2 separate regions of the Homo sapiens genome follow, and region 1 is linked to region 2. A link is a loop called in an ENCODE intact Hi-C map of the cell type or tissue named here. Cell type or tissue: PC-9. All regions are shown on one strand. Links, peaks and the distances in the headings refer to the core of each region. The heading gives the core; the rest is flanking DNA.

The links. Hi-C counts contacts between places; a loop is a spot of excess contacts. Peaks named below come from ENCODE experiments on the same cell type or tissue, not always from the same donor. Only the 100,000 strongest peaks of a DNase experiment are listed, where the experiment ranks them.
Region 1: a loop joins it to region 2, with 9 times the contacts of the local background. A loop is called at or near these places in 4 of 110 quality-filtered maps.

Annotation. Positions count from the first base shown.
Region 1 is chr13:95,246,401-95,262,386 of GRCh38, forward strand. It overlaps ABCC4 (ATP binding cassette subfamily C member 4 (PEL blood group)), which reads right to left. Exons shown (of 31, transcript NM_005845.5): 2 at 1,243-1,353; 3 at 575-695. Among named protein-coding and RNA genes, the nearest start is that of SNORD13G, 44 kb to the left of the region's middle. RefSeq lists enhancers at 15,716-15,775, 15,896-15,945. In PC-9, for the core only: no CTCF peak of the experiment used is centred there; DNase peaks (open chromatin) are centred at 8,241, 8,261 and 9,911; H3K27ac peaks cover 2,604 bases.
Region 2 is chr13:95,305,628-95,321,613 of GRCh38, forward strand. It overlaps LOC102724149 (a long non-coding RNA gene), which reads left to right. Exons shown (of 3, transcript XR_429273.4): 3 at 5,208-5,247. It also overlaps the pseudogene RNY3P8. Among named protein-coding and RNA genes, the nearest start is that of ABCC4, 12 kb to the left of the region's middle. In PC-9, for the core only: no CTCF peak of the experiment used is centred there; a DNase peak (open chromatin) is centred at 8,994; H3K27me3 peaks cover 864 bases.

The DNA.
Region 1 (15,986 bases), core at 5,177-13,176, 58 kb before region 2:
AGCCTCTGGGGCACCACCGCCAGCCCAGGTGCAAGGCCCTCAGCTCTGTTTCCCCGAGAGGGGAGAGGTGACAATACCTCTCCAGAAGAGCAATTATCAGATTTGGCTTGGTGAACAATTATTTGTTGAGCACCTGTAAAATGTCTTACATTATTCTGGGCTCCGATCCAAAATCACTTCCTCTAAACCACAGGGCACGCACTCCTCAAGGCTGTAGGATCCTCTTTTGACCAGGAGTGACTCTTAGCATTTAAAACATTTACCGAGCACCAACATTGTCCTACCATAGAATAAAATACTCTTCTTCCATGACACTGCATTTTAATTGGTTACAAGAAAAACAATAATGACCTTGAACTTCAGTCACTTAAGTATTCACCTGGATAAATACGCTCACTGAACTAACTACCTAATACTTCCTAGACATGTTTAATCCTTAGACCTTAAAATACCTTCAAACCCCATCTGGCCACTTCTCCCTTCTGTTCCCCCATCCATTACAGCACCAGTCAATGGCGAGCACATTTACTCTATGTGTCCTGAAAAACAATTCATGGTATGTAAAAGCTTTTACCTCAATTAACGTAAAAATTCCCAAAACTAAATAAGATTTCCAGTAACACTTTATGATTGCTCTTGTTAAAGAAGGCTTCTGTGCGTCATTCTCAGCTCTTAAAACTTCTTTATCCCAGAACCTACAATGAGGAAAAAGCTTCGTAAATAAGAGTGAACCCTGCCACAATATAAAACAGGGGAGATGGCAGAGTGACAGGTATGCATTTAAGACAGGGCATTTTGTGACGATTTCATAAATGCTACTAATTGCTCCCAGGGCTCCTGAAGGTTATGTGTGGTACAGAATCTGGAGCATCAGAAAAACAGGCCTTGAGGGGAAGTCTGGGGAAACAAGTTACTGCCAAGCTTTACTGGATTGAAGCCCCATCAGTAGCACAGATAAGCCAGACAACCTCCTCCAACCACAACACTTCCACCTAGAGGGACAGACCTCAGGCATCTCGGGCCTTTGGTGCTGGCTCCCCTGACCTCTACGGAGGCACAGGCAACAGGAGTTTCCCCCAGGCCACCATGGTAGGCTGAGCCTAGGGGCAGCCTGAGGAAGGTGACACATATTCACCTTAAGGGTAAACGGAGGCTCCAGACAGGACCCAGGAAGGCAAAACCCACTCCCCACACACAGACACCCACGCTTCCTTAATGCCCACTTTACTGCCTCCGACTTACCCTTGCAACTCCTCTCCAAGGTGCTGTGAGCGGTCTTCTGGCAGCACTGAATACATATCATCTTCCTCTAATCTCCGTTTATGGCCAATTTTAAACAAGGGATTGAGCCACCTGTTAACAAGAGAAAAGAGACATATATCCAGAATTACACATCCGTGTTTAAGTAGACTCCTACCTCCATGGGTTTTGCTTAAACTTACCTTTAAAATACATACAGCTATATATAGACAGACAGATATGAATATATAGAGCTAGAGAGAGAAAAGTTAACATGTGCACACACACACACACACACACAGTCCCTAGCTCTATCCACAGACAGGCCCCAGAAGCAATGACACACCAGTAGCTGAGAGCATGCTGGTGCCCAGATCTTGGTTTCCAAAACCATTATTATCTAAAAGGAACCAGAGCTTCCTGAAGAAATAGCTGATTCAAAGGCTGGGGCAGAAAAAGATGGCCCATGAGATACCATACGATAAGGAAACATTCAAGGAATCAAGAGGATGGGCCCAAAGAACAGAGGACCCAGCTTGACGGGGTCCCACTAGACAAGTCTGTGATAATGGAAGCATCCAAATAAATCATGACAGCAATGAATTCTAACCCACTGAATAACAAAAGAATCCACGAATCCTTACTGAGACATAAATGGGGTAAGAAGGAAAAACTCTCAGATAAAGAATGATGAGGTTAGAAAACATTTTCAATGGGAGCTAAAACCAGTCAGTGAAGGTTTGATGGGACATTTACATAATCCAAAATTATCTAGGTACAAATTATTTATTAGTTACGAAAGGACAAAATAGTAATCTTGCAGAGGACAGAAAGAACTTATTCAAATATTTTGAGATTCTTTTTACTAAAAAAAAAGAAAAATCAAAATGGTCATCCATTAGGAATCACTTAAATGATATTAACATTATTAATCATTAAATGATAATAATTAACATCATTAATCATTAAATGATAATAATTAACATGCACCAGGCATAGTGGCTCACACCTGTAACTCCAGAGCTTTGGGAGGCTGAGGAGGGAGAATGGCTTGAGCCCAGGAGTTTGAGACCAGCCTACACAACATAGTGAGATGCCCACTTCTACTAAAAACTTATAAAGAAAAAGGCTGGGCAGTGGCTCATGCCTGTAACCCCAGCACTTTAGGTGGCTGAGGTAGGCGGATCACTTGAGGCCAGAAGCTCGAGACCAGCCCGGCAAAACCCCATCTCTAGTAAGAAAATATAAAAATTAGCGAGGTGTGATGACACATGCCTGTAATCCCAGCTACTCGGGAAGCTGCGGCACAAGAATCACTTGAGCCTGGGAGGCAGAGGTTGCAGTGAGCTGAGATCGATGCCACTGCACTCCAGTCTGGGCAACAGAGTGAGACTATCTCAAAACAATAAAAAATATAAATAATAATTAAAATTTAGCCAGATGTACTGGTGTAAGCCTGTGATCCCAGCTATTCCAGAGGCTGAGGTGGGAGGATGGACTGAGCTCAGGAGGTCAAGGCTGCAGTGAGCTGTGATCGCCACTGCACACCAGCCTGAGCAGAACAGCAAGGCTTTGTCTAAAAAAAAAAAAAAGAAGAAGAAACATATTTGTGCCCTATAAGGAAACCTCTAATAACTTTGATAGATGCAATTACTCAATTACACAAACTTCTTTCATCTTGGCTGTCTTATCTGGCCATGTGTCACCTTTAATAGGCATGTTTTATTTTAACATGGGGATTGTCTAATCTAGGAAGCCCTTCCCATGGGGAACCCACTGCCTGGTGGCTTCTGCCTGCAGTGAAATGGTGGGCTTTCAATGCCCCGTAAGATTGGAGCACACACTGCAGGGGTATCCAAGTTATGTTCAGGATTCCGGAAACCTCCTGCTGATCCAAACTAGCAATTCTAATTAACCCAATGGCAAGAAGAACTCATCAACTCACCTCTTTCTCCTCACCTCCTCCAAAATGTGTCCAGAAGACTGTAACCTAACCAGTCCAGCTTCAACTTAGGTGGGTTTCCCAGACATGCCTGAGATGACCTCTGCATGCCCGAGACCTCCCTTCCAGCAGAACCTCATACAGTATATTTCAGCAAGGACTTCTAAGTAAAATTCACTGGTGTCTTTTTGGACTAAAGAGGTTTTTTTAATCAGGGAATAAAACTGGCTCCAGGAAGTTAAAAAATTAAGGAAAGTGAGAATGGTAACTCTGTTCCACAGGCTGAACAGTTAACTGCATAACATTTAGAAATATTAACAAGGAGGGATGCCACTGTTGAGTTAAAGTATCTGCAATCAGAAGAGACCCAAAGCTTCTATTAGAGGATGACACAAATCAGTAAGGACTTAACAAGGACCCTCCTACTCTCTCTCATTGCCCAGATCTCAAAAAGCTGGGCTGAAAAGATGTGGGTACCAGCAAGAGCTAAAGGCTTTTGCCTGATGACAAAAGTCAACTTTGACAAGAGACTAAATTATCTTTGACCATCTATGTAAGGACTTTATACATGGAAATCTAAGTCAGTTGGCTCCTTAATACCAATGTGTCCCTGAGGGGGTCTAGTCAACAATTCCAGACCACTGCCAAATGAGCCATTCCTCCACCCAGTTCTGCCCCAGTAGCCCTTCTCTCCTCAGACTTAGTCTCTTCTCCCCCTTATCTCCCACAATACTTAGTACAGCAGCATCGCTTCCCTCCTAACTGTCCTACTAGGAGTACAATGCTTTCAGGGCAATGACTACTGCCATATTATTTGGAATCCCCATTATGCCTGGTATGTGATAGATACTCAATAAACAGTTATGGAAAGAATGAATGATTGTATTATTGAATAAGACAGATGGGTAGAGTACCTTGAGCAATGATCTAGGGTAAAATTCAATACAAACTCAATATAGCATAGTCGTGCTCAATGCCCAACACAGGAAGCCATCAGCTTCAGCAATACAGAGACATTCTCCACCCCAGGATCACAACCCCCAGCATCATTTCCAGCAAGCAGGAGTCTTAGACAAGGGTTAGTAGAGAGTTTTGTTATTTATTGTTGGTGGTGGTGGCATTTAGTTTTTGTTGTTTTTTCCCCCAAGGATTTGAGAAGTTCTGAATACTGGTTTCTTTTTTTTTTTTTTTTTTTTTTTTTGAGATGGAGTCTCACTCTGTTGCCCAGGCTGGATGGAGTACAGTGGAGCGATCAGAGCTCACTCAGATCCGATCAGAGCTCAGCAGTCTCAAACTTCTGAATTCAAGCAATCCTCCCACCTCTACCTCCCAAGTAGCTAGGAGTACAGGCACATGCCACTGTGCCTGGCTAATATTTTTATTTTTGATAGAGACCAGGTCTCTCTATGTTGCCCAGGCTGGTATCGAACTCCTGGGCTCAAGTGATCCTCCCACTTTGGCCTCCCAAAATTCTGGGATTACAGGCATGAGCCACCAAGCTTGGCCAATAGTGGTTTCTTAATGTGGTATAAGAGGGAAAACACAGGTCCCAGCTCCCTGTCTCTGTGACCCTGACCTGAGTCTTCAGTTTCTATGAGCTTCATGTTCCCCATAGCCACAAGTAAAGGAGGAAATAAAAGCTAACTTATCTTTGGTAAATCCCCTCACTTTCTCTTTCCCTCTCTCCTTTTGTCCCCTTTCAGCTCTCTTTTAGCCCTCTCTGCCTCCTTAAAGGCCCTTTCTATTTCTCTTCTCCTCCTCTTTCCTGACCTTTCTGTAACAACTGGCCATGATGGAACTAAAATAATTATTTCATTACTTGATACTCATTGAATCAAGATTGTTCTCTCTTTAATGGACAAGTTCAAAATTTTATATTCTTCAGAAGCCAAGCCTAATAAAACCTTTTTCAATGGATTATGCATTTGCATAACCCTAAAATTATAGTCTATCAAAGAAGAAAAGTTTCCCCCAACTTTATTAGAAATAAACAATACTAAAAGAAGAGACTAGGGAGGGAAGGTCCTCTCTGCTGTATACCTCCTGAACTTAGGCCTGGAATCACGGGATCCAGGAGGTAAGCGAGAAGGCAGGTTTGTGCTCAGACCTGCAGACAGCAAAGCTGTGAGCTAAGCTGAGAGTTTAGAGAACAAGGAAGGCTAAGGGCAGGTTGAATGAAATCCCCTGTGGCAGGCTACTGAAGGAGTTCACTTGTGTCTCTCGATGCTATACAGTCATCCCCCCATATCCACAGTTTCGCTTTCCACAGGTTGAGTTACCCACAGTTGACTGAAAAGATTAAATGGGAAATTCCAGAAATAATTCCTATGGCTTAAATTGCATACTATTCTGAGTAGCATGATGAAATCTCCCACAAACCCACCCAGGATGGGAATCCTCCCTCTGTCCAGCATTTCCATGCTACAGACGTCACCCACCTTTAGTCATTTAGTAGCCACCCTGGGCGCTCAGATCTATTGTCATGGCATCACAATACTGGTGTTCAAGTCACCCTTATTTTACTTAATAATGGCCCCCAAAGAGCAAGTACAAGGATGCTAGCCATTTGGATATGCCAAGGAGAAGCCACAAAGGCCTTCCTTTATGTGAAAAGGTTAAGGTTCTCAAGCCAATAAGAAAAGGAAAAAAAAATTGTATGCTGAGGTTGCTGAGATCTGGTTTAAGAGTGAACCTTCTATCAACGAAATGGTGAAGAGTATATTGTTGTAATTATTCTATTTTATTATCATTGTTAATCTCTTACTGTGCTCAATTTATAATATTAAACTTTACCATAGATATGTGTAAGTAGGGCCAGGTGTGGTGGCTCACACCTGTAATCCTAGCACTTTGGGAGGCCGAGGCAGGTGGATTGCCTGAGGTCAGCAGTTCAAAACCAGACTGGCCAGCATGGTGAAAACCCATCTCTACTAAAATACAAAAATTACCCAGGCGTGGTGGCAGGCACCTGTGATCCCAGCTATTTGGGAGGCTGAGGCAGGAGAATTGCTTGAAACTGGGAGGCAGAAGTTGCAGTGAGCTGAGATCGCACCTTTGCACTCCAGCCTAGGTGACAGAGCGAGACTGTCTCAAAAACAAAACAAACAAACCAACAAAGATATGTGTAAGTAGGAAAAAAAATCAGTAGGGTTCAGCACTATCCACGGCTTTAGGCAGCCACTGAGGTGAGGGTCTTCAATGAGGGTAGTTCCCCTGCCTCCTCGGACTGGGGGGACTACTGTACATCTATAAAGAGAGTGAAATAGATACACAGGACTTTAACTAGATGACCTTTATGTTTCCTTCCATGAACTTTCTCTATTTGGAAGCCACAAAATAGTAAAGGACTAGAATTCTGGTGCCAGGAATTCAACACTTATTTTAAACAGTATCTGCTGTCTGGTGACCACCCTAGACTCTGAACTTCTAATCTTGGTATCTTTAAATCTGAATGCCTTTTATTCCTCATTCAGTTTCCACTGTTCTTCCTCACCTTCCTGTGTTTCTAAGGAAAACACCTGAGAATGCCTCTCCCCTCCCCACGCCTCCACGATAGAAAGGTTAGTGCACGGCCAACCATGACTGCCCCGGGCTTTCTCCAAAACAGCTCCATTGAAGAAATGATGCTGAGTTTCCATTTTGCACACTGACCCTCCCATGGGGCTCACCCTCTGCCTTTACCTACGCTTAAATTTTCTCTGTAGCATCTGTCGCCATTTGAAAGGCTATTGCATTTCACTTTTTTTAAAAATCATGTTTTCCCCCCAGAGCATCTGGGTTTTTCTGTGTTGTTTGCTGCTAAGCCAACAACATGCTGGGCACATAGAAGGCACCTAGATTTGTCACATGAATGAGCACATCCTCCAAAAATCCCCAAATTTGGCCTGGCATGATGGCTCATGCCTGTAATCCCAGCACTTTGGGAGGCCGAGACAGGTGGATTACTTGAGGTCAGGAGTTCGAGACCAGCCTGGCCAGCATGATGAAACCCCGCCTCTACTAAAAATACAAAAATTAGCCGGGCGTGGTGGAGGACACCCGTAATCCCAGCTACTCGGGAGGCTGAGGTAGGAGAATCGCTTAAACCCAGGAGGCAGAGGTTGCAGTGAGCCGAGACTGCACACTGCACTCCAGCCTGGGCGACAGAGCGAGACCCCATCAAAAAAAAAACAACACAGAAACAAAAACAAATTTAATATAAACTCCAAAATCCATCTTCAGAGACAAGTCTCCATATAAACATAATACATGGAAGGTTAAGTGTTCCTTCAAATGTGGGCAATACTCTCATGCAAATTTTTGTATAAAGTGGATTTTTCTCTTTTTTTTGAGACAGGGTCTCACTCTCTTACCCAGGCTGGAGTGCAGTGGCGCAATCATACCTCACTACAGCCTCAACCTCCCAGGCCCAAGCGGTCCTCTCACCTCAACCTCCCAAGTAGCTGGGATAACAAGGCACGTGCTACCATGCCCGGCTATTTTTTTAAGTATATTTTTGTAAAGATAGAGTCTCATTATATTGCCCAGGCTGGTCTCAAACTCCTGGCCTCAAGTAATCCCCCCACCTTGGCCTCCCAAAGTGTTGGGATTATAGGCATGAGCCACTGCGCCTGGCCTAAAGGGGGTTTTATAAACAGAACTGGTAACACTTTACTTTCTACCTGACACTACACACAGAATTTCTCAGAGTATTATATGTTTTTTCTAAATCTAGTCTTAATAAGCTTTCAACCTCTTTATATATATAAAATAGTTTTCTGAAATGATGGTCATAATTTTGCTTAAAAAAAAACACAAAAAACATTGCTAGTGCCTAAGGGCACATACAATACCCCTGACTCATAACCAACTGCTGATTCAACACCTCCTCCTCTTGGGTGTCTGATAAGCATATCAAACTAAATAATGTCCAAACAGAACACCTTTTCATCCCACAAAAAAATCCTGCTCCTCCCAGGCTTCTCCCTCTCAGTTATCAGCCGTCACATCTTTCCCCTTGCCCAGATTTTCCAAAGAAAAGAAAACCTTCAGGTGACTCTGCAGCCCATCCCTTCTTTGTCACTCTTTGATAGGACACATCTAAGCCATCCAAGTCCTATTACTTCAACATGCAAAGTATATCCAGAAACAGTCACATTGACCCTATAAGGCTCACCCTCTGCCCCTGCCCAAGCTTAAATTTTCTACTCAGCACCTGTCAACATTAGAAGGGCTATTATATTTCACTTTTTTGAAATCATGTTTTCCCCTGGAGGCATCTAGGCTCCACAAGGATGGGGTTTTTCTGTGTTGTTTGCTGCTAAGCCACCCACACCTACAACATGCTGGGCACATAGAAGTCACCCAGATTTGTCACGTGAATGAACACATCCTGTAAAAATTACCTATTTTAACATATTTAAACTCCAAAATCCATTACGAGTCCATGATATCAACTTCTCAGTTACAAATATAAATATTAAATAATTTACAGATATAAGTAAGTCTGCAATAGCAAAAGTTTCCTAAAGGCCTGGATTCTGCAAATGGGTTTCAGAAAGAGGGTGCAAGGACACACACCAGTGCAAATGTGCATTTTCTCGTAGGTAAGTGACTGAGTGCTGGGGAGGAAGGAATGGTGTAGCCCACCGCCAGCACACTTCTCGTGTAACACTCCAGCAATTCTGCTCAGACCCCAAAACCTGAATGCCTAAAAGAAAACAAAATCCTTCCAAAGTTCACCAGGGCCTCTGTCCTTACAAAGTTTCCCATGGCCTGGCTCCAAGGGGAGCCCGACACACCTGATTTCTTCAATCTCCTCCCATTCTCTGTAGTCCAAAATAGCCATTCTCCATGCCCTAAAGTTCAACGATCACCAGACACTAAAGTTCAACGATCACCAGACACAGGCATCGCTGGAATGGATCTCGCGTGAGGGTAGAGCACCCACACCACAGGTGTTCTCAACATGGTCCCAACCCAGCTTATCTCGGCCCATGACCAAGTAAATTAAACTCAGGTGGCACCTGTAAAGCTGTGATCTTCTGTTATTTTTCCTCTAACGTTCCTCCCTTCCTAAAACACGCTCAAAGCCCATTTTCTCATCCCTTCCCGCTTCACTCTACTACCTGTTGTTTCTATGTCAACCTAAGCAACAGGCAATGTGGACCCTGTCCACCTCTCTTCCGGGTCCCCCAACCCCCCTCCACACCTGCACTCTGGGTTCAACATGGGTCCTTCCATGCCATAGGCACCTCAGAGATTTCCTACTACGGAGCTTCAAAGCCTTCTCTGGTTCATCCACAGCCTTCTTGTCTCCCTGTTCTCCCACCAGCTAATCCATGCCTTTCACTTCTTCACAGGGCCCTCACTTTATAATCCCATCTTCCCAGCACTTTCCCACACGACAACCAGTACCAAGCATCTACAGCCATTGTGCATGATTAGCCATCTTAGTCTTCTTCCTTAAAAAAAGATGCACTTGGCATATTTGTACACAATTTAGTAACAGAATAAAATGAAGAAATGTGAGTAAGATTTTTTTTTAAGAGACAGGTTCTCACTTTGTCACTCAGGCTGGGGTGCAGCGGCATAATCATAGCTCATTGAAACTCCTGGGCTCAAGCAACCCTCTCGCATAGCTGAGACTGGAGGTGCATGCCATCATGCCCGGCTAAGTGAGTAGGATATTAATTATTTCTGCAGCCCAAGTTATGCGGCTGACTCATAAGGAGATGAAAGCATTGTTCATTGCAACTAGCAAGTGAAGGATCTGACGACTAGCCAGAGATGCCATACTATATAGTCAGCAAGGCCCGTGTGGCCACCTGCTAGATGCAGGGCTCATTGTTGCCAAGATCCTTCTGAGCCCATCAGTGTATGATGTTGACTATCCTCTGAAAATCAGGCCATTGGCCGGGGACTGTGGCTCACGCCTGTAATCCCAACACCTTGGGAGTCTGAGGCAGGAAGATTGCTTGAGCCCAGTAGTTTGACACCAGCCTGGACAACATGGCAAAACCCTGTCTCGACAAAAACATACAAAAAACTGGCCAGGTGTGGTGGCAGGCACCTGTAGTCCCAGCTACTCAGGAGACTGAGGTGGGAGAATCACCTGAGCCTGGGAAGTCAAGGCTGCAGTGAGACGTGATCGTCTCATTGCCCTCCAGCCTGGGTGACAGAGTGAGACCCTGTCTCAAAAAAAAAGAAAAAAGAAAAATCAAAAAAAAAATCTGGACATTAATTAGTGCCTGTTCAAATCAAGCGCTTTCTTCCAAACGATTAAACTTCATCTCTCATAAGAGATGACATAGTTCTCTCTTGCTTCCAAGCTCAAATAAGCACTTGCCAGACTAAGGAATAAGACTCCTTAACAAAGCGAGCATCTGAAGCTACTCATTTAAGTTTGCGCACCAAGAAGCACAGAGAATAATATACAATTGATCCTTGAACAATGCAGGGATTGGGGTGCCAACCCCCTGTGCAACCAAAAAACCACATATTAATTTTTGACTCCCCAAAACCTTAACTAGTAATAGCCTACTGTTGGCTGGAAGCCTTACCAGTAACATAAAGTTGATGAACACATATTTTGTATGCTCTATGTATTATATACTACATTCTCACAATAAAGTAAGCTAGAGAAAGGAAACCGCCATTAAGACAATCATTGTGGAAAATCATTGAGGAGAAGATACACATGGAAGTGGATCATCAAAGGTTTTCATCCTCATCATCTTCACATTGAATAGGCTGAAGAGGAAGAGGAAGATGAGGGATTGGCCTTGCTGTCTCAGAGGTGGAAGAGGCTGAAGAAAATCTGCACGTAGGCCGGGCGCAGCACACGCCTGTAATCCCAGCACTTTGGGAGGCCGAGGCGGGTGGATCACTTGGGGTCAGGAGTTCAAGACCAGCCTGGCCAACAATGGTGAAACCCTGTCTCTATAAAAATACAGAAAAATTAGCCGGACATGGCGGTGCACATCCCAGCTACTCAGGAGGCTGAGACAGGACAATCGCTTGAACCCAGGAGGCAGAGGTTGCAGTGAGCCAAGATCATGCCATTGCACTCCTGCCTGGGCAACAGAGTGAGACTTCATCTCAAAAAAAAAAAGAAAGAAAAAGAAAAAAAAAGAAAATCTGCACATAAGTGGACTCTTGCAGTTCAAACCCTTGTTGTTCAAGGGTCAACTGTGCTTCACTGGGGTCAAAGAATTGCTCTGGAAGCTGAATTACATGCATGTGAACATGTAATTCACACTTCTCAAGGCTAAACAACTGATAGAATTTAGTCAGTTATCTTGATGCTTTCCCAGATTGCTCAAAGTTTATCTGTCCCTGGGAAATAAATATGAGTGTCTTTAATTTAAGACATGTGTCACGTAACTCAGCGCACAGCCATGCCCCACACATAAGCCTCACTTATGTGAGCCCACACATGCCTGCAGGAGCGCCAACATGCCTTTCCAGGTGCATTTGTCCCAACAAGAACCAGATCCCATTTGTCCCAACAAGAACCCTTTCTCTCTACACCTTTGCCTCCATCACTGTGGCCCAAGGCACCATGAATTTTCAGGACCCCAACAGCCTGCTAGCTGGCCTACCCACCTTCACCCTTGGTTTCCCTGTGATCTTTCAATAGAAAAGCCAGAGTGGATTCTTAAAAATATCATGCCATGCTGCTCTCCTGCAGTAGAAAAACAATGAAACTCATGGTGGGGTGCTGTGCTTGACTGGGTCCCCTTCGTTCAGTGTTCCAGCCACCCTGGCCTGATGTGTTTCTGACAGTCTCCCACATTCCCGTTTGTCCCCTTGCGTGCGAGCAAATGCTTTTCCCCATCTTCTCCCATGATTAGATCTTCTCTCCTGCAGGTCTCAATCCCCAGAAAGTCCTACCCTTGTGTACAAAAAACCAAACATACCCTCATTGTCGATCATTTATATCCTCATTCTCACTTTCTTTACCCATTTACTACAATCTATTTGTGTAGATACAAAAAAATGCACTTAATTACTTTGTCACTTTCCCCTCTAGAACAAAAGCTCTCTGAGGGCAGGATTTTTTTATGGTGTTCACTGGGCCAGGGACCAGGCGAGCCACTCAAAACTGCGGGGTGAACGAGTGAGTGACTCTCCACCCAGGCTGAAGAGCAGCAGCAGAGAACACCCACATCTGGGGCCCAGCAACCCTCTTTAAGCGCCTGCAGGAGAAGGGGAATGTGCAGGTCACTTGAGGTCAGTAAATGATTGAACAGATGCTCTAGCCTCACTCAATAAATCATTTATTATTGAAAGAATAGTGCATTGTAAAGTACTTTCAGGTGTGGCAAATTATTAATCATTGGTTAGTTTTCCTTGAAGAGTCTGCCAGCCCTGCCTGCGGGAGGCTGCTGGGCCCGGCCTGGGGGCTACATTGGGGCAGGGTGGAGAAGGAGGTAGGCTGCTCAGAGTCAGGGACTCTGGAGAGCAGGAGCTGGGTGCAGGGAGACACAATGACAGATCTCACAGGAAAACCCACTCTACCTCATTAGAAATGCCTTCCCCCGGCTGGGCATGGTGGCTCACGCCTGTAATCCCGGCACTTTAGGAGGCTGAGGCAGGTGGATCACCTGAGGTCAGGAGTTTGAGACCAGCCTGACGAACATGGAGAAATCCTATCTCTACTAAAAATTTAGCCAGGCGTGGTGGCACATGCCTGTAATCCCAGCTACTCAGGAGGCTGAAGCAGGAGAATCGCTTGAACCAGGGAAGTGGAGGTTGCGGTGAGCTGAGATCACGCCATTGTACTCCAGCCTGGGCAACAAGAGTGAAACTCCGTCTCAAAAAAAAAAAAAAGGAAGAAAAAAAGAAACGCCTTCCCCTAAGGCAAGGTTTCTCAGCCTCAGCACTACTGGCATTTGGAGCTGAAAAACTCTTTGTTGGGGGTGTCGTCCCGTGCACTGTAGGATGGTTAACAGCATCCCTGAACCCCACCCTCAAGAAGCCAACAGCATCCCCATCCCAAGTCCTGACAACTAAAATTATCTGAGGCATTGCCAGGGTGGCAAAATCACATGGATCAGAACCACCGCACTAAAGTTTTTTACAGCCTTTCTGGACAGGCTATAGAATCTTAAATCAAATGTTGACCTCAGACAGAAGTTGCAAGACAATGACAGCAGTCTTTTAGCCACGTTAGCAAATGATATAAACCCATTAGTAAATCCACCGGTTCAATTCCACTCCAAGAGTTCAAGGCATCTATGTTAACAAAGAATTACAGTAAGATGGGACATGTTACATCTGTGTAGTGTGGGGAAAAAAAAAAAAAAAAGATGGGACACATGTGGACACAGGCTATGCACAGACTCTACTTCTGGGCTTTCTAAGGGATCAACATCCCAGCTCACGAGACTCATCTTCTGTACAGCAGAGTTTCTCAAAGTGTGATCTCTGGACCAGCAGCACCAGAATCCCCTGAAGAGTTAGAAATGCAAATTCTCAGGACCCACTCCAGGTCTATGAATCAGGAACTCTGAGAGTGGGGCCCTGCAATCTGTATCTTCTGATGTTCTCCAGGTGATGCGGATGCAGGTTCAGGTTTGAGAACGTGCCATACAGCTTGCTTTGACACACCAAATGGGAAGCACTTGTCTGACATATACGCCAATACTCCCAACCCAACCCTGGCTCATTAGCAAAATCCCTACCTCAGCCTGGGGAGTTTTACTGGGGAGTTTCTTGTTTTGTTTTTCGGTAAACTTCAATATGTTACCCAATTATGCCTGGGGAATTTTAAAACAAAAACCCACAGACACCTAGAACCGCAACCTAAATGACTGAATCAGAACAAGCCAAGATGAAACCCAAGTGGCGGTCCTTAAAAAGCTCCCCTCACCCAGCACATCCTGGTTATCAGCCAGGTCTGGGAACCATCTGTACGGTAGAGAGAAGAAAGAGGGTATAGTCAGGTACCTGGGAAGTTGGAGAGGGTTTGGAGAAAGGGACACAGTTTGAGCAAACTTTAGGAAAAGAATTTGGAGTTTACCAAGAAGACAAAGGAGGAAGAAGGGACAAATTTTCCAGAAAAATGGAGCCACACAGCCAAGACTTATTGCTTGGAGACAGCAGAGAAAATGCTGCATGGGGTCTGGGGTGATAATGGGGTAATCAAAGGTCTTGTGTTCTAAACTCAGAAAGTTGGACTTTATCCTAAAGATAACAGGGAAATTGTGAATGTTTTTAAGCTACTTTGTATATGATGAACTGTGGAAGGCAAGGAAATCAGTCAGGAATTGGATTTGAAAGAAACTTCACCAATACAGTGACTTGCATCCTTTTATTCAAGCAAACTAGATCCCTTCACCCTCCCAATATCCCCAGTCTGCACAATTCTCACCTCCCCTGCTTGGTCGTAACTCTGTGACTCTACCACAAAAATAAGCAGATGCACAAGAAGTCAGTTTAAAATTCCACATCCTATTTCTCATTTACTCTAGGATCTCAAAACAAGAAAAACATCGCAACCCAAGTCATCTTTTCAAAAACAATTTTGTAAATGTCCTATTTCATAGAAAAGGAAGAAGCAACTCTAAATCAAATTTTTTACTCTGAAATTACCTAGAATTCCCAGGCCCAGTGGCTCACGCCTGTAATCCCAGCACTTTGGGAGGCCGAGGTGGGCAAATCACCTGAGGTCAAGAGTTCAAGACCAGCCTTGACCAAAATAGCGAAACCCCGTCTCTACTAAAAATACAAAAATTAGCTGGGCGTGGTGGTGCGTGCCTGTAATCCCAGCTACTCAGGAAGCTAAGGCGGAAGAATCACTTGAACCCAAGAGGCAGATGTTGCAGTGAGCCAAAATCACACCACTGCAACTCCACCCTGGGCGACAGAGCAAGACTCCCTATCAAAAAAAAGAAATTACCTAGAACTAGCATAGCAGTAACATAAAAAGCTGTATCTATGAGCAGCTCTTCTTATCCACAAAACATATCTTAAATTCATTGTCATTAAAACAAGATATTAGAAAGGAATGGCTTATCCATTTACTAGTATTAATGGTGACATGGCTATTGAAGAAGAAAAAAACACAAAAAAAAGTAATAAACCTTATATACAGAGTTTTACACAATTAGAACTCCAATCCTACATTGACTGAAGACAGTAAGCTAGCACATTAGAGGTGCAAGATGTACAATACCAATAAACAGTCAAAAATCTACTGCATTACTATATTCTAATGATACTGAAAACGTTAATAAGAAATTAACTTCAAGCCAGGCATGGTGGCTCATGCCTATAATACCAGCGCTTTGGGAGGCTGAGGCAGGGGGATCTCTTGAGCCCAAATGTTCGAGACCAGCCTGGGCAACATAGTGAGACCTTCTCTCCACACAAAAAAAAAAAAATTTAATTGGCTGGGCACAGTGGCACACACCTGTAGTCCTAGCCACTCTGGAGGCTGAGGTAGGAGGAATGCTTGAGCCCAGGGGCTTGAGGTTACAGTGAACAATGATCAAAAGTATCCACTAGGTTGGGAGGCCAGCCTAGGGCAACATGCCTGGGGGGCAGCTCTCAGCAAGTTCACAAGCAGCAGCCTGGGAGCACAGCCCTGGGGCCCCGCACACCAGGTCCCAGGAACACTCTCTGCAAGGAGATGGCCCACGTGGCTGGGGCCCTGGTGACAAACAAGAGGACTGAGCAAAGAAGTCAACGTGTTGAGGACAGCAGGAGTCAAGTTTCTCACTACTGAAGGATGAAGATACAAATATGGAAAGAGGGAGAACCAGAACAAAGCATGAGATTTTTGAACTGTGATTTGAAGCACTGGTGTGAAGTCTATCTA
Region 2 (15,986 bases), core at 4,395-12,394:
CATGGTGGCACACACCTGTAGTCCTAGCTACTCGGGAGGGTAAGATGGGAGGATCACTTGAGCCTAGGAGTTTGAGGCTGCAGTGAGCTCTGATTGCACGACTGCACTCCAACCTGGGAGACAGAGTGAGAGACCCTGTCTCTAAAAACATAAAAATACATGTAAAAACAAAATAGGGATCAGAATCCCCACTCTTCCTTCTTCACAGGATTATTGTGAGTCTCACAACTTGTGAATACACTCTGAAGGCAATATACAAATTAAAGGATGGGGGTTTTTTCCCATTCATTCAATAAATCGTTAGTGAACGCCTTCTGGATACATGACAGCTAGGCCAGGGAATGAGCCTGCAAAGACGAGGAAGATGTCTTCTTTTTTGTTTGTTTGTTTGTTTGTTTGTTTGTTTTTGAAACAGGGTCTAGCTCTCACCCAGGCTGGAGTGCAGTGGTGCAATCTTGGCTCACTACAACCTCCCGGGCTCAAGCCCATCCTCCCATCTCAGCATCCCAAGTAGCTGGAACTACAGGCACGCACCACCATGCCCAGCTAACTTTTGTATTTTTTTGGTAGAGAGGGGGTTTTGCTGTGTTGCCCAGGCTGGTCTCAAACTCCTGAGCTCAAGTGATCTGCCAGCCTCAGCCTCCTAAAGTGCTGGGATTACAGGTGAGAGCCACAGCACCCAGCCTAAAGATGTCTTAAGAATAGGCATGGGCAAGGACCTCATGTCTAAAACACCAAAAGCAATGGCAACAAAAGCCAAAATTGACAAACGGGATCTAATTAAACTAAAGAGCTTCTGCACAGCAAAAGAAACCACCATCAAAGTGAACAGGCAACCTACAAAATGGGAGAAAATTTTTGCAACCTACTCATCAGACAAAGGGCTAATATCCAGAATCTACAAGGAACTCAACAAATTTACAAGAAAAAAACAAACAACCCCATTAAAAAGTGGGCGAAGGATATGAACAGACACTTCTCAAAAGAAGACATTTATGCAGCCAAAAGACACATGAAAAAATGCTCACCATCACTGGCCATCAGAGAAATGCAAATCAAAACCACAATGAGATACCATCTCACACCAGTTAGAATGGCAATCATTAAAAAGTCAGGAAACAACAGGTGCTGGAGAGGATGTGGAGAAATAGGAACACTTTTACACTGTTGGTGGGACTGTAAACTAGTTCAACCATTGTGGAAGTCAGTGTGGCAATTCCTCAGGGATCTAGAGCTAGAAATACCATTTGACCCAGCAATCTCATTACTGGGTATATACCCAAAGGATTATAAATCATGCTGCTATAAAGACACATGCACACGTATGTTTATTGCAGCACTATTCACAATAGCAAAGACTTGGAACCAACCCAAATGTCCAACAATGATAGACTGGATTAAGAAAATGTGGCACATATACACCATGGAATACTATGCAGCCATAAAAAATGATGAGTTCATGTCCTTTGTAGGGACATGGATGAAGCTGGAAACCATCATTCTCAGCAAACTATCGCAAGGACAAAAAACCAAACACTGCATGTTCTCACTCATAGGTGGGAATTGAACAATGAGAACACATGGTCACAGGAAGGGGAACATCACACACCGGGGACTGTTGTGGGTGGGGGGAGGGGGGACGGATAGCATTAGGAGATACACCTAATGTAAATGACGAGTTAATGGGTGCAGCACACCAACATGGCACATGTAGACATATGTAACAAAACCTGCACGTTGTGCACATGTACCCTAAAACTTATCAAGTATAATAATAAAAAACAAAATAAAATAAATAAATGCACAGTTTAGCTGGGGGAAAAAGAAAAGAGACAGGGTCTTATGTTACCCAGGCTGGTCTTGAACTCCTGGGCTCAAGCCATCATCCTGCCTTGGCTTCCCAAAGTGTTGGGATTACAGGCACGAGCCTCCAGGCCTGGCCATAAGCTTTCTTTGAAGGCTTCTCTAGAGAGCGTCCTTTTCTTGTCTCCTGGTAGTTCTTGGTAGTGCCATGCAGGCCGCTGTCTATGGCTGTGAGTATAAAGGCCCGCAGGTGAGGGGACGAGGCATGGGATGGGTGCTGGGATCCTGGGCTCCTTGGCCAAGCTATATGCTCTGGGTATGACTGCCTCAGCCCCTGGAAAGGGCACCTTTCTGTCACTCACTCAAAGGTGTTCTCTCTGGCATGAACACAGTGGCCACCTCCCTCTCATTTTTCGGCCTGCTTCAATTAATATGTGACTTTTGACTTCCCTGTCTACAATTCCCTTCTCCACTAAGTGAGGCTAAAGCTTTGCTTTTGGTGAAACATGACAGCATTCTACTGCTAATTCCATCATGCCACCTGTAAGCCTAACCCTTCCTCTGGTTTCCTGTGTGACATGCTATATGATACTGGGCCAGTCACTTCACTGTGTTGGCCTCAGTCTCCTAATTTGTAGAATGGGGGACAGGGGTTGCATTAGACCTGGGGATACTATGATTATTTCTGAATAATGCCTTTTAACCAATCGAATGTTGCCTTTTGCGATACTACCTATGGCTTGCCTGGGCACACCCACATGTGCACTGGGGGAATGGGGGGGATCCACCAGGAATTTGTGCCTTATGCAGGGGAGGGGCCTGGCCTCTTCAGCTCATCCATGGTAGCCCTGGTATTCAACTGTGAGGGGGAAACCTGCTTGGAGAACCCCTCTCTTTGCCAAGAGCTTTCCTTTCGCTTAATAAATTCTGCCTGCCTCACCCTTCAAAAAAAAAGAAAGAATGACTTGTCAAAGGAAAAAATATTAGGGCCACTTCAAGCTGGGAACTGCTCAGGGCAAATCTGCCTCCCATTCTATTCAAAGTCACCCCTCTGCTCACAGAGATAGATGCATATTCTAATTGCCTCCTTTGGAGAGACTTATCAGAAACTCAGAAGAATGCAACCATTTGGCTGAGCACAGTGGCCTGTAATCCCAGCACTTTGGGAGGCCGAGGTGGGTGGATCACCTGAGGTCAGGAGTTTGAGACCAGCCTGGCCACTTTGGTGAAACCCCGTCTGTACTAAAAATACAAAAAAGTAGCCGGGCGTGGTGGCAGGTGCCTGTAACTCCAGCTACCTAGGAGGCTGAGGCAGGAGAATACTTGAACTTGGTAGTTTCACTCGTGTCCATGTAAAGAGACCACCAAACAGGCTTTGTGTGAGCAACAAGGCTGTTTATTTCACCTGGGTGCAGGCGGGCTAAGTCCAAAAAGAGTCTGCGAAGGGAGATAGGGGTGAGGCTGTTTTATAAGATTTGGGTAGGTAAACGAAAATTACAGTCAAAGGGGGTTCTCTGGCAGGCAGGGGTGGGGGTCACAAGGTGCTCAGTTGGGGAGCTTTTGAGCCAGGATGAGCCAGGAGAAGGAATTTCACAAGGTAATGTCATCAGTTAAGACAGGAACTGGGCATCTGGACGTGTACATGCAGGTCACAGGGGATATGATGGCTTAGCTTGGGCTCAGAGGCCTAACAGATAGAGGTTGCAGTGAGCTGAGATCGCACCACCGCACTCAAGCCTGGGCAACAAGAGCAAAACTCCATCTCAAAAAAAAAAAAAAATCATGAATAACTTGGCCAGGCGTGGTGGCTCACCCCTATAATCCCAGCACTTTGGGAAGCTGTGGTGGGAGGATTGGTTGAGCCCAGGAGTTCGTGACCCAACCTGGACAACATAGTGAAAACCCATCTCTACCAAAAGAATTAATAAAATTAGCCAGGAATAGTGGTGGAATCCCAGCTACTTGGGAGGCTGAGGCAGGAGGATCGATTGAGCCCAGGAGGTCAAGGTTGTAGTGAGTTGTGATTATGCCCCTGCACTGCAGCCTCAGTGACAGAGTGAGAACTTGTCTTAAAAAGAAAAAAAAAAAGGAAAAGAGAAAAAAATACCAATGGATAACTTATTTTAAGGAGGGATGAGAAGATGTTAAACATGAGGCCTGCAGTGGCAGACCATCCACATCAATTTTTATGGAAAAAAATCATCTTGTTTGTGCCCTAATTGAAGAAGACCAACAATTAACAGCAGCCAACACCATATTAACAATAGCAAACACCACAGACGTCTCAATTGGTTCAGCTTACACAGCTCTGACTGAAAAATTAAAGTTGAGCAAACTTTTCACTCAATAGGTGTCAAAACTGCTCTGCCCAGATCAGCTATGGAGAAGAGCAGAGCTTTCAGTGGAAGTTTTAAACAAGTGAGATCAAGATCCTGAAGTATTTTTTTTCAAAGAATTATAACGGGAGATGAAGCATGGCTTTAGCAGTACGATCCTGAAGACAAAGCACAATCAAAGCAATGGCTACTGAGTGGCAGAAGCGGTCCAGTCACAGCACAAACAGAGCAGTCAAGAGCAAGGGTCACACAACAGTTTTCTGAAATGCTCAAGATATTTTGCTTGTTGATGTTCTGGAGGGCAAAGAATGATAACATCTGCTTGCTATGAGTGTTTTGAGAAAATTAGCCAAAGCGTTAGCAGAAAAATGCCTGGGAAAGCTTCACCAGAGTCCTTCTCCACCACGACAATGTTCCTGCTCATTCATCTCATCCAACCAGGACAATTTCCCAAGCGTTTCAATGGGAAATCACTAGTATTCACATTACAGTTATGATTTGATGCCTTCTGACTTGTTTTTGCTTCCTAATCTTAAAATATATTTAAAGGGCACTCATTTTTCTTTAGATATTACTGATAATACTGTATGGTTGAATTCCCAGGACTCTCAATACTTTTTTTTTCTTTTGAATCAGAGTTTTGCTCTTGTTGCCCAGGCTAGACTGCAATGGCATGATCTCAGCTCACCACAACCTCCACCTCCCAGGTTCAAGCGATTCTCCTGCCTCAGCCTCCTGAGTAGCTGGGATTACAGGCATGCACCACCACGCTCAGTTAATTTTGTATTTTTAGTAGAGACGGAGTTTCTCCATGTTGGTCAGACTGGTCTCAAACTCCCAACCTCAGGTGATCCACCCGCCTCAGCCTCCCAAAGTGCTAGGATTACAGGCGTGAGCCACCACACCCGGCCAGGACTCTCAATTCTTTAGGGATGGACTAATGACTGGTATCATTGCTTACAAAGGTGTCTCAAACTTGATGGAGCTTACACTGAGAAATAAAGTTTATATTTTTTATTTTTATCTGTTAAGTCCATTTTTTTCATGAACTTTTTTTTTTTTTTTTAGGCTAGTCAAGTGAAGCAGTGGGAGTGGAAAAGGAGCAAAGAAATCTGTAACTGGTTGTGATTCCATGAACTTTTTGAAATCCCCTTGTATTGGCTTCCTTCCCTCTTCTGTCTTACTTCTCTACTCCCTACAAGTGTTTTCTGGGATCACCTCCAAATAAACTACTTGCAATCTAATCCTGTCTCAAGTCTGCTGCTGTGGGAACCCAAACTAAGACACCTGCAAAAAATATCCTTCCAATTACTGAAAAATATGTTCACTTGCACCCATAAAAGTGTTTGCTAATACCGTAGACCCTTGGCTGTACAATATGGTAGCAGTATCCACATGAGCATTTTGGGACTTGAAATGTGGCTGGTCCCAGTTGAGATGTTCTGGAAGTATAAAACACACTGACTTCAAAGACAGTGTCAAGAAAAATGTGTTTAACGTCTCATGAATGATTTTTTTTACATGGATTACATGTTAAAATGATAATATTTGGACACATTAGTTAAAAACAGAAAGTCAGCCCCCCAACATTTCCAGGTAGAGAACCTATCAAAGGAGACTGAAGTGAGAAGAAAAATAGAGTCACAGAAGTGAAGAAAATGTTTCAAGAAAGGAAAGCTGGAGCCCATGCTTCTGAGAGGCTGGGAAATTGAGGACAGAAGAGCAGCCACTGTATTTAACAACGTGGGGACCTTTGGTGAATTGATCAAATCAGTATTTTAAAGAGAGGGAGACAGACCCTAATTAAAATATATTGAGGAGAGAATGGAATGTGAAGATGTAAAGACAGAGGTTATACACAACTTCTCTGAGAAATGTTGCTGTGAGGAGAGAGAGAAAATATGTAATTGTAGGAGAGAAATCCTTGGGAAAGCAGTCCTCCACACCGTGGACTATTCCATAGCCAATTTTAACAACATAGGTGATAGGGTTTGGCTCTGTGTCTCCAACCAAATCTCATCTCGAATTGTGATTGCCACAATCCCCACATGTTGAGGGAGAAACCCGATGGGAGGTGATTGGATCGTGGAGGCAGTTGTTACCATGATAGTGAGTATTTTATAAAGGGCTCTTCCCCCTTCACTCCTTGCTCCCCTCTCTCCTGCCACAATGTGAAGAAGGTCCTTTTTTCCCCACCTTCTGCCATGACTGTAAGTTTCCTGAGGCCCCCTCAGCCATGTGGAACTGTGAGTCAATTAAAGCATTTTCCTTTATAAATTACCCAGTCTCGGGTATTTCTTTACAGCAGTGTGAGAATGAACTAATATGATGGGTGTAGTAGATGTTGTCAGTGCCTGACCAGAACCCCCAGGCCCTTACCATTTCACACTAGCCTGACTTCCGGCATCTCTGCCTCAAATCCTTCTGCTCCACCAGAGTTGGTTTAGCCCAAGTACAAGGCAGGCCAGGGAGTTAGTGTCTCCCTCTGCCCTCCTCCAGCAACAATCAACTAATAGATAGACAAGAGCTGGTGTATAAATAACGGCACTCACTCACTCACTCCTCAGGTAACTGAGGTTTGCGTTTATACTGTCTCCTAAATTTCCTCAGCAGGATTACTCTCCAGTAGCCCAGACTGGGACATGTCTGATGATATACCCTTTATTGGCTTCATTCCCTCCCCTGTCTCACTTCCCCACTCCCTGGTGGGTGTTTCCTGGGATCACCTACCAATAATCTCTTGACATTCGAACTCTTGTCTTAGGGTCTTGTCAAACAAAGACAATAGAAAATATTCATATAATGATATAAAACCATTATACCTATTATGTACAAGAATGCATGAAACTAAGAAAGACTGGAAGAAAACATTCCAAAATAATAACAGTGATTAGTTCTGTATTGTGGGTAATTAAAAATCAAAGCAAACCTTTCTTTTCTAAAATGAGTTCATTAATTTTTTATTTTTTATCTTTTTGAAATAGGGTCTTGCTCTGTCACCCAGGCTGGAGTGCAGTAGTGTGATGACGGTTCACTGCAGCCACAACCTCCTGAGCTCAGGTGATCCTCCCACCTCAGTCTCTGGAGTAGCTGGAACTGCAGGTGTGCGCCACTACACCTGGCTAATTTTTTGTATTTTTTGTAGAAATGGGGTTTTGCCACATTGCCCAAGCTGGTCTCAAACTCCTGGACTCAAGGGATCCTCTGTCCTCAGCCTCCCAAAGTGCTGTGATGATAAATGTGAGCCACCGCAACTGAGTTCATTACTTTTTTTGTTTTTTGATTTTTAGTTTTTTGTTTTGTTTTTTTAGAGACAGGGTCTCTCTGTCACTCAGGCTGGAGTGCAGTGGAGTGATCATAGCTCACTCAAGCCTCAAGGGCTCAGGTGATCCTCCCACCTCAGATTCCCAAATAGCTGAGACTATATGCACATGCCACCACAGTTGGATAATTTTTTAAACTTTTTTTGTAGAGACAGGGTCTCATTATGTTGTAAGGCTGGTCTTCAAATCCTGGCATCAAGCAATCCTCCCACCTTGGCCTCCCAAAATGCTGGGATTACAGGTGTGAGTCACTGAGCCTGGCCTAAAGTGAGGTTTTTTTGTTTGTTTGTTTGTTTGTTTGTTTTTAATTAAACATTTGTTTTAAAAAAGAAGTACTGTAATTACAATATACAGATTAACAGGTTTTGTGAATTCCAGAAGTCTATCTTCAAAAAAACAAACCTGTTCCTAAACAAAACCATCACTGATGTTAACTTTCTCAGCAATACATAGCAAATGAAATATCAACATCTGGCTGGGTACAGTGGCTCATGCCTGTAATCCTAGCACTTTGGGAGGCTGGGGCAGGCGGTTCACCTGAGGTCGGGAGTTGGAAACCAACCTGACCAACATGGAGAAACCCCATCTCTACTAAAAATACAAAATTAGCCAAGTGTGGTGGTGCATGCCTGTAATCCCAGCTACTTGGGAGGCTAAGGCAGGAGAATCGCTTGAACCAGGGAGGTGGAGGTTGCAGTGAGCCAAGATGGTGCCATTGCACTCCAGCCTGGGCAACAAGAATAAAACTCCGCCTCAAAAAAAAAAAAAGAAAAGAAAAGAAAGAAATATCAACATGTATATGAAAAACATAACAGGCCAGGCACGGTAGCTCATGCCTGTAATCCTGTCACTTTGGGAGGCGGAGGCAAGAGGATCACTGGAGCCCAGGAGTTCAAGACCAGCCTGGGCAATATAGCAAAACCCTGTCTCTACAAAAAAAAAACCCAAAAAATCAGCTAGGCATGGTGGTATGCACTGGTAGTCCCAGCTACTCAGGAGGCTGAGATGGGAGGATCACTTGAGCCTGGGTGGTCGAGGCTACAGTGAGCCATGACTACACCACTGCACTCCAGCCTGGGTGACAGAATGAGACTGTCTCAAAAAAAAAAAAAAGAAAGAAAAAGAAAAACATAACAAAAAATCCAGGATCCCAAGAAATTAGCTTCAGTTTAGAATTATGCTTCAGACCAAATATTATATCATAGAAAGGAAATGTATAAATGTATGGCAAAATATGATTTTTTTTCTTTCAGTAGCTATACTTCACTGAATGAGTAATTGTACCTTTTTACTGTTTCACTAAATCCTTACAATACTACTCTGAGGAATGTATTATTGTCTTTTTACAGATAATAAAGCCCAGAGAAAGGTGAAGTACATTCTCCAAAATGGAAAAAAAAATAAGATTTGCCAATGCCCATGAACATTGTACCACTTTGGTCTGCCTCTCTCTCCACTTCAGATGTCATGTTAGAGTCAGCAGCAGATCAAGGAACAGTCACTGAGTAAACATTTCTGATGTGGTTGATGTAATCTAGCACCACGAGGCTGGACGTGTATGAAGCCAGATTGCAAAAGCAAACAGGTGCCTTAGGGCAACTAGAAATGGGGACACCACAGCTATGTTGGGTAGAATGACAGGCAGGAAAGCCATGGCCCTTCAAAACCTACAATATAGACATTATAATCAGAACAGTAGAAAAAATCAACTTGTCTAGCAGAGACATCCATTTTTTAAAACTGCCAAGGCTCTGATAATTGTAATTTTAAAGTATATCTGACCTTGGCCAGGCACGCTGGCTCACACCTGTAATCCCAGCAGTTTGGCAGGCTGAGGCAGGTGGATCACCTGAAGTCAGGAGTTGGAGACCAGATTGGCCAACATGGTGAAACCCCGTCTCTACTAAAAATACAAAAATTAGCCTGGCGTGGTGGCATATGCCTGTAGCTACTCGGGAGGCTGAAGCAGGAGAATCGCTTGAACCTGGGAGGCAGAGGTTGCAGTGAGCCAAAATTGCACCATTGCACTCCAGCCTGGACAACAAGAGCTAAACTCCATCTCAACGAAATAAAAATAAATAAAGTATATTTGACCTTAAAGGACTAAAATTGGCACAGATTACATAGACACCTATTGTAGAGAAAAATTAAATTAGAACTAGATTATTCAATGACACATTACATAAGAACAACAGCTCTTATGTACCCATCAGCAGTATTTGCTGAATGTGTACAGGAAGCCATCACTCACAATTTTATTTACAAATAAAATGTAAACTAATCTTCAAGAGATAAGGGAGAATCTTGTGCCTGCTAGTTCAATCTGCTGCTTAAAAAAAAAGAAAAGAAAAGAAAAAAAAAAGCTGGCCAGGCGCGGTGGCTCACGCCTGTAATCCTAGCACTTTGGAAGGCTGAGGCAGGTGGATCACCTGAGGTCAGGAATTTGAGACCAGCTCGACCAACATGGCGAAACCCCATCTCTACTAAAAATACAAAAATTAGCTGGGCATGATGGCAGGTGACTGTAATCCCAGCTACTTGGGAGGCTGAGGTAGGAGAATCGCTTGAACTCAGGAGGTGGAGGTTGCAGTGAGCCGAAATTGCACCACTGCACTCCAGCCTGGGTGACAGAGCAAGACTCCATCTCAAAAAAAAAAAAAAAAAGTATTATTTCTGAAAGCAAGTAGAAAAAGGAATGTCTCCATCTGTTTCTTTCTTTTTTTTCCTAATAGAGACGAGGTCTCATTGTGTTGCCAGACTGGTCTTGAACTCCTGAACTCAAGTGATCCTCCTGCCTCAGCCTCCTAAAGTGCTAAAATTAGAGGTGTGAGTCACCATGCCTGGCCTCCATCTCCTTTTGATGCTGTTTTTTGTTTGTTTGTTTGTTCGTTTCTGAGACAGAGCCTCACTCTGTTTTCCAGGCTGGAGTGCAATGGTGTGATCTTGACTCACTGCAACCTCTGCCTCCCAGGTTCAAGCTATTCTCCCAGCTCAGCCTCCCAAGTAGCTGGCATTACAGGCATGCGCCACCACACCTGACTTTTTTTTTTTTTTTTTCTGAGACAGAGTCTTGCCCTGTCACTAGGCTGGAGTGCAGTGACACAATCTCGGCTCACTGCAACCTCCACCTCTTGGGTTCAAGCCATTCTCCTGCCTCAGCTTCCCGAGTAGCTGGGACTACAGGCATGTGCCACCACGCCCAGCTAATTTTTGTATTTTTAGTAGAGATGGGGTTTCACCATGTTGGCCAGGATGTTCTCTATTTCTTGACCTTGTGATCCACCCACCTCGGCCTCCCAAAGTGCTGGGATTACAGGCGTGAGCCACCGCACCCGGCCTCTTAGGCTGTTTTATGCACTCTTGGTGTGTAATTCTTAGTGGAGCAGTGGGCTATAATGTGCCCAGTCAGTCCCCAGTGTGCTCTAAGGGTTGAGGTCCGAGCTTTCCCTGCCAGCTTGGGTTGGCAGTTCTTTAGCTACTGAGGGGAAGGTGGTGCCGGTGAGCTGGTCTAGAAAGTGAAAAATCCTAGAGATTACAGCTCTAAGAAGACAGTGCCCAGAGTATCCTGAAACACACGGTGCCCTGAGGATGATGGAGGAGGCTCGAACCCTGTGCTTCACAGTTACCTCCAGGGCTGGATGGTGCTGTTTTAGAGTATCAGATGATGGCTTTCCTCCAAGTCAACCTGGCCTGAGTACACATACTGTGGAAAAGCCACAAGCATCCACTGTTTCACCTCGCAAACCTAACTGTGGGCAAAGGATTACTCAGGTGCCGAGGCAAGAGACTGAAAGCACAAACTGTTTCAGTATAATAAAGAAAATAGTTAGAATAAGAATAGTCATAATACAAATTAGATATAGAGATGATCATGGACATTATCAATCATTAGTATAAAGATTATTAATCATTAGCTTTTAATATTACTCTTTGTTGTATTACTAATATAACCTAGGAATAACTGGCAGGTATAGGGTCAGGTGCTAAAGGGTTATTGTGAGAAGTGACCTAGAAGGCAAGAGGTGAGCCCTCTGTCATGCCTGCATAAGGGCCGTTTGATGGCTCCTTGGTCAAGCGGTAACGCCAGTGCCTGGGAAGGCACCCGTTACTTAGCAGACCGTGAAAGGGAGCCTCCCTTTCCTTGGAGGAGTCAGGGAACACTCTGCTCCACCAGCTTCCTGTGGGAGGCTGGATATCATCCAGGCCTGCCCGCAGTCATCTGGAGGCCTAAACCCCTCCCTGTGTTGCTGTGCTTCAGTGGTCACGCTTCTTGTCCACTTTCATATTCCTCCCATACTCCTGGTTCTTCTTTGAAGTTCTTAGAAGATAGTGGTAGAAGAAATAGTGAAAGTCTTAAAGTCTTGGATCTTTCTGATAAATGCATAGAAGAAAACACTGACATATGCTGCCTTCCCTCTCTGCTTCGGCTACCTAAAAGGGAAGGGCCCCCTGTCCCAGGATTACATGACTTGCTTGACCTTATCAATCACTGGATGACTCAGCCTCCTTACCCTGCCCCCCTGGTCTTGCAAGCAATAAATATCAGTGTGCCCAGCCATTCGGGGCCACTACCAGTCTCCATGTTTTGGTGGTAGTGGTCCTCCAGCCCCAGCTGTTTTCTCTTTATCTCTTTGTCTTGTGTCTTTATTTCTTACAATCTCTCGTCTCCGCACCCAGGGAGAACACCCACTAAGCCCTGTAGGGCTGGACCCTATACCTAACCACTTTCCTTAATACTGGCCAGCCTCTGAAGGGCTGTGTCTGGAATGTTCTGGAGTCTGTTGCCTCTCAGGCCAGACCCACCTTCCCCCTGCCTCGCTTCCTCCACAGCAGAGACTTGAAACCACTCAAAAGAGCAAAAGTCTAATTATTAAACTTTATTCCCTGAAACATGGGTCCAGTCATCCTACATAATAACATTCTTCTTATTATTATTATTTTGTTGTTGTTGTTAAGATGGAATCTTGTTCTGTTGCCCAGGCTGGAGTGCAGTGGCATGACCTTGGCTCACTGCAACCACTGCCTTGCGGGTTCAAGCAATTCTTCTGCCTCAGCCTCCGGAGTAGCTGGGATTACAGGTGAGTGTCACCACACCCAGCTAATTTTTGTATTTTTAGTAGAGACAGGGTTTCACCATGTTGGCCAGACTGCTTTCGAACTCCTGACTTCAAGTGATCTGCCAGCCTGGGCCTCCCAAAGTGCTGGGATTTCAGGCATGAGCCACTGCACCCAGCCACAAAAAACTTTCATGTTTTTATATAATTAAGAGACACCAATCATGTGACTCTGCTGAACAGTGGAGATAATTCCAAGGTAAATATAGTCATATGCTGCATAAAGAGGTTTCAGTCAATGACGTTTTGCATAAATGACTGTTGTCCCATAAGATGATAATACCTCCGGTAATTGGCTACTGAAAAAATTATAATACCATATTTTTACTGTGCCTATTCTATGTTAAGATGCACTAATACTTACCATTGTGTTACAATAATCTCCAGTATTCAGTACAGCAACATGCTTTACAAGTTTGTAGCCTAGGAGCAAAAGGCTACACCTTGTAGCCTAGCTGTGCAGTAGGCTACACCATCTAAGATTGTGTAAGTACACCTGTGATGTTCGTACAATGACAAAATCAGCTAAGGACACATTTCCCAGAATATATTCCTATCATTAAGCCATGTATGAGTATAATCTTTCTCCCAGGACAATGAAGCCTACCCATTTACCTAAGAAGTAGTTTCACCCGGCCGGGCGCGGTGGCTCACGCCTGTAATCCCAGCACTTTGGGAGCCCGAAGCGGGCGGATCACGAGGTCAGGAGTTCCAGACCAGCCTGGCCAACATGGTGAAACCCCGTCTCTACTAAAAATACAAAAATTGGCCGGGCCTGGTGGCGGGCGCCTATAATCCCAGCTACTCAGGGTCTGAGGCGGGAGAATCACTTGAACCTGGGAGGCGGAGGTTGCAGTGAGCCAAGATCCCACCATTGCACTCCAGCCTGGGCAACACAAGCAAAACTCCATCTCAAAAAAAAAAGAAGAAGAAGAAGTAGTCTCACCCTGCAGGGGTAAACCTCCAACAGGAATTACTGATAGAGTTGGGTGTGGTGGCATCTGTTTGCACACCCAGCAGTTCAGGGGGCTGAGACTGGAGGATCACTTGAGCCCAGGAGTTTGAGGTTGTAGCAAGCTATGATTGTGACACTGCAATCCAGCCTGAGCAACAAATCAAGACCCCCAACTCTAAAAATAAAAAGATATACTAATAGCACATGAATATTAGCACCTAATCAGGTTTCTGGTCTGCAACCTGAAACTGTAAAAGTACTAGAAGAAAACATAGGGGGCCTGGCGCAGTGGCTCACACTTGTAATCCCAGCACTTTGGGAAGCTGAGGTAGGTGGCTCATGAGACCAGCCTTGACAACATGGTGAAATCCCGCCTCTACTAAAAATAAAAAAATTAGCCGGGTACGGTGGCACATGCCTGTATTCCCAGCGACTCTGGAGGCTGAGGAAGGAGAATCGCTTGAACTTGGGAAGCGAAGGTTGTAGTGAGCTGAGATCATGCCATTGTACTCCAGCCTGGGTGACAAAGCGAGACTCAAAAAAAAAAAAAAAAAAAAAAAAAAAGAAAAGAAAATAAAGAAAAAGAAAACATAGGGGAAATGGTCCAGGACATTGGCCCGGGCAAAGATTTCTTGGACATCATCCCAAAACCACAAGTAACAAAAGCAAAAATAAACAAATGGAATTGCATAGATTAAAACACTTCTGCATAACAAAAAAATCAATTAATAGAGTGAAGAAAAATCAATTAATAGAGTGAACCCACAAACTAGGAGAAAATATTTGCAAACTCTACATCTAATAAGGGGCTAATATCCAAAATATTAAAACTGCATTGAGATATTACCTCATACCTGTTAGACTGGCTATTATCAAAAATGAGAGATTTAAAGATTACATTACACTACATTAAAGTGTTGGCAAGGGTGCCAAGAAAAGGGAAACTTTGTGCACTGTTGACGGGAATGTGAATTAATACCGCCATTATGGAAAACAGTATGGGGTATGAAAGTTCCTTGAAAACTAAAAGTGGAATGACCATAAGATCCAGTAATCCTACTTGTGTATATATACCCAAACAAACTGAAAGCAGTATACCAAAGAGGCATTTACACTGCCGTATTCATTGCAGCACTGTTCCCAATAGCTAAGGTATGAAAGCAACTCGGAATCCATCCTGAGTTGAATGGATAAAGAAAACATGGTATACATACACAATGAAATGCTATTACCCTTTAAAAAGGGTGGGAGGGGTGAATCCCATCATTTGCAACAACATAGATGAACCTAGAGGACATTATGCTAAGTGAAATAAGCCAGACACAGAAAGACAAAGATGACACGATCTCACTTATATTTGGAATCTTAAAAAGCTGAACTCATGGCCGGGTGTGGTGGCTCACACCTGTAATCCCAGCACTTTGGGAGGCCAAGGGGGCAGATCATGAGGTCAGATCGAGACCATCCTGGCTAACACGGTGAAACCTCGTCTCTACTAAAAATACAAAAAAATTAGCCAGGCGTGGTGGCGGGCGCCTGTAGTCCCAGCTACTCTGGAGGCTGAGGCAGGAGAATGGCGTGAACCCAGGAGGCGGAGATAGCAGTGAGCCAAGATCAAACCGCTGCACTCCAGCCTGGGCAACAGACTGAGACTCCATCTCAAAAAAGAAAAAAAACAGTTAAATTCATGAAAGTAGAGAGTAGAATGATGGTTACCGGAGGCGGGGGAAAGAGAAACTATTGATCAAAGAATATGCAAAGTTTTAGTTAGACAGAAAGAATAAGCTTGGCCGGATGCAGTGGCTCACAAGCATAATTCCAGCACTTTGGAAGGCTGAAGCTGGAGGATTGCTTGAGACTAGGAGTTGGAGACCAGTACTGGCAACAGAGCAAGACCCTGTTGCTACAAAAAATCCCATGTTTTTAATCAGCTGGATGTGGTGGTGCATGCCTGTAGTCCCAGCTACTCGGGAGGCTGAGGTGGGAGGACTGCTTGAGCCCGGGAGTTCAAGGTTGCAGGAAGCCATGATCGCACCACTGCAGTCCAGCCTGGGTAACAGAGCAAGAGCTTGTCTCAAAAAAAAAGGAATAAGCTTTAGTGACCTATTGTACAGGATGGTGATGACAATAAACACAATGTACATTTCAAAATTGCTAGAAGAGTAGATTTTAAGTGTTTCATCACACCAAAAAATGATATGTGAAGTGATAGATTTGTTAATTAGCCTGATTTAATAATTCCACATTGTCAATACATATCAAAACATCATATTATACTGTATAGATATGTACAGTTATTATTTGTCTTGAATATCATGTTGTATTGTAAAAGAAGAAAACAAAAAAACAATTACTTGTCAATTAAAAATAAACCAGGCACAGTGGCTCACGCCTGTAATCCCAACACTTTGAAGGCTGAGGCAGGAGGATCACTTGAGCCCAGGAGTTCCAGACC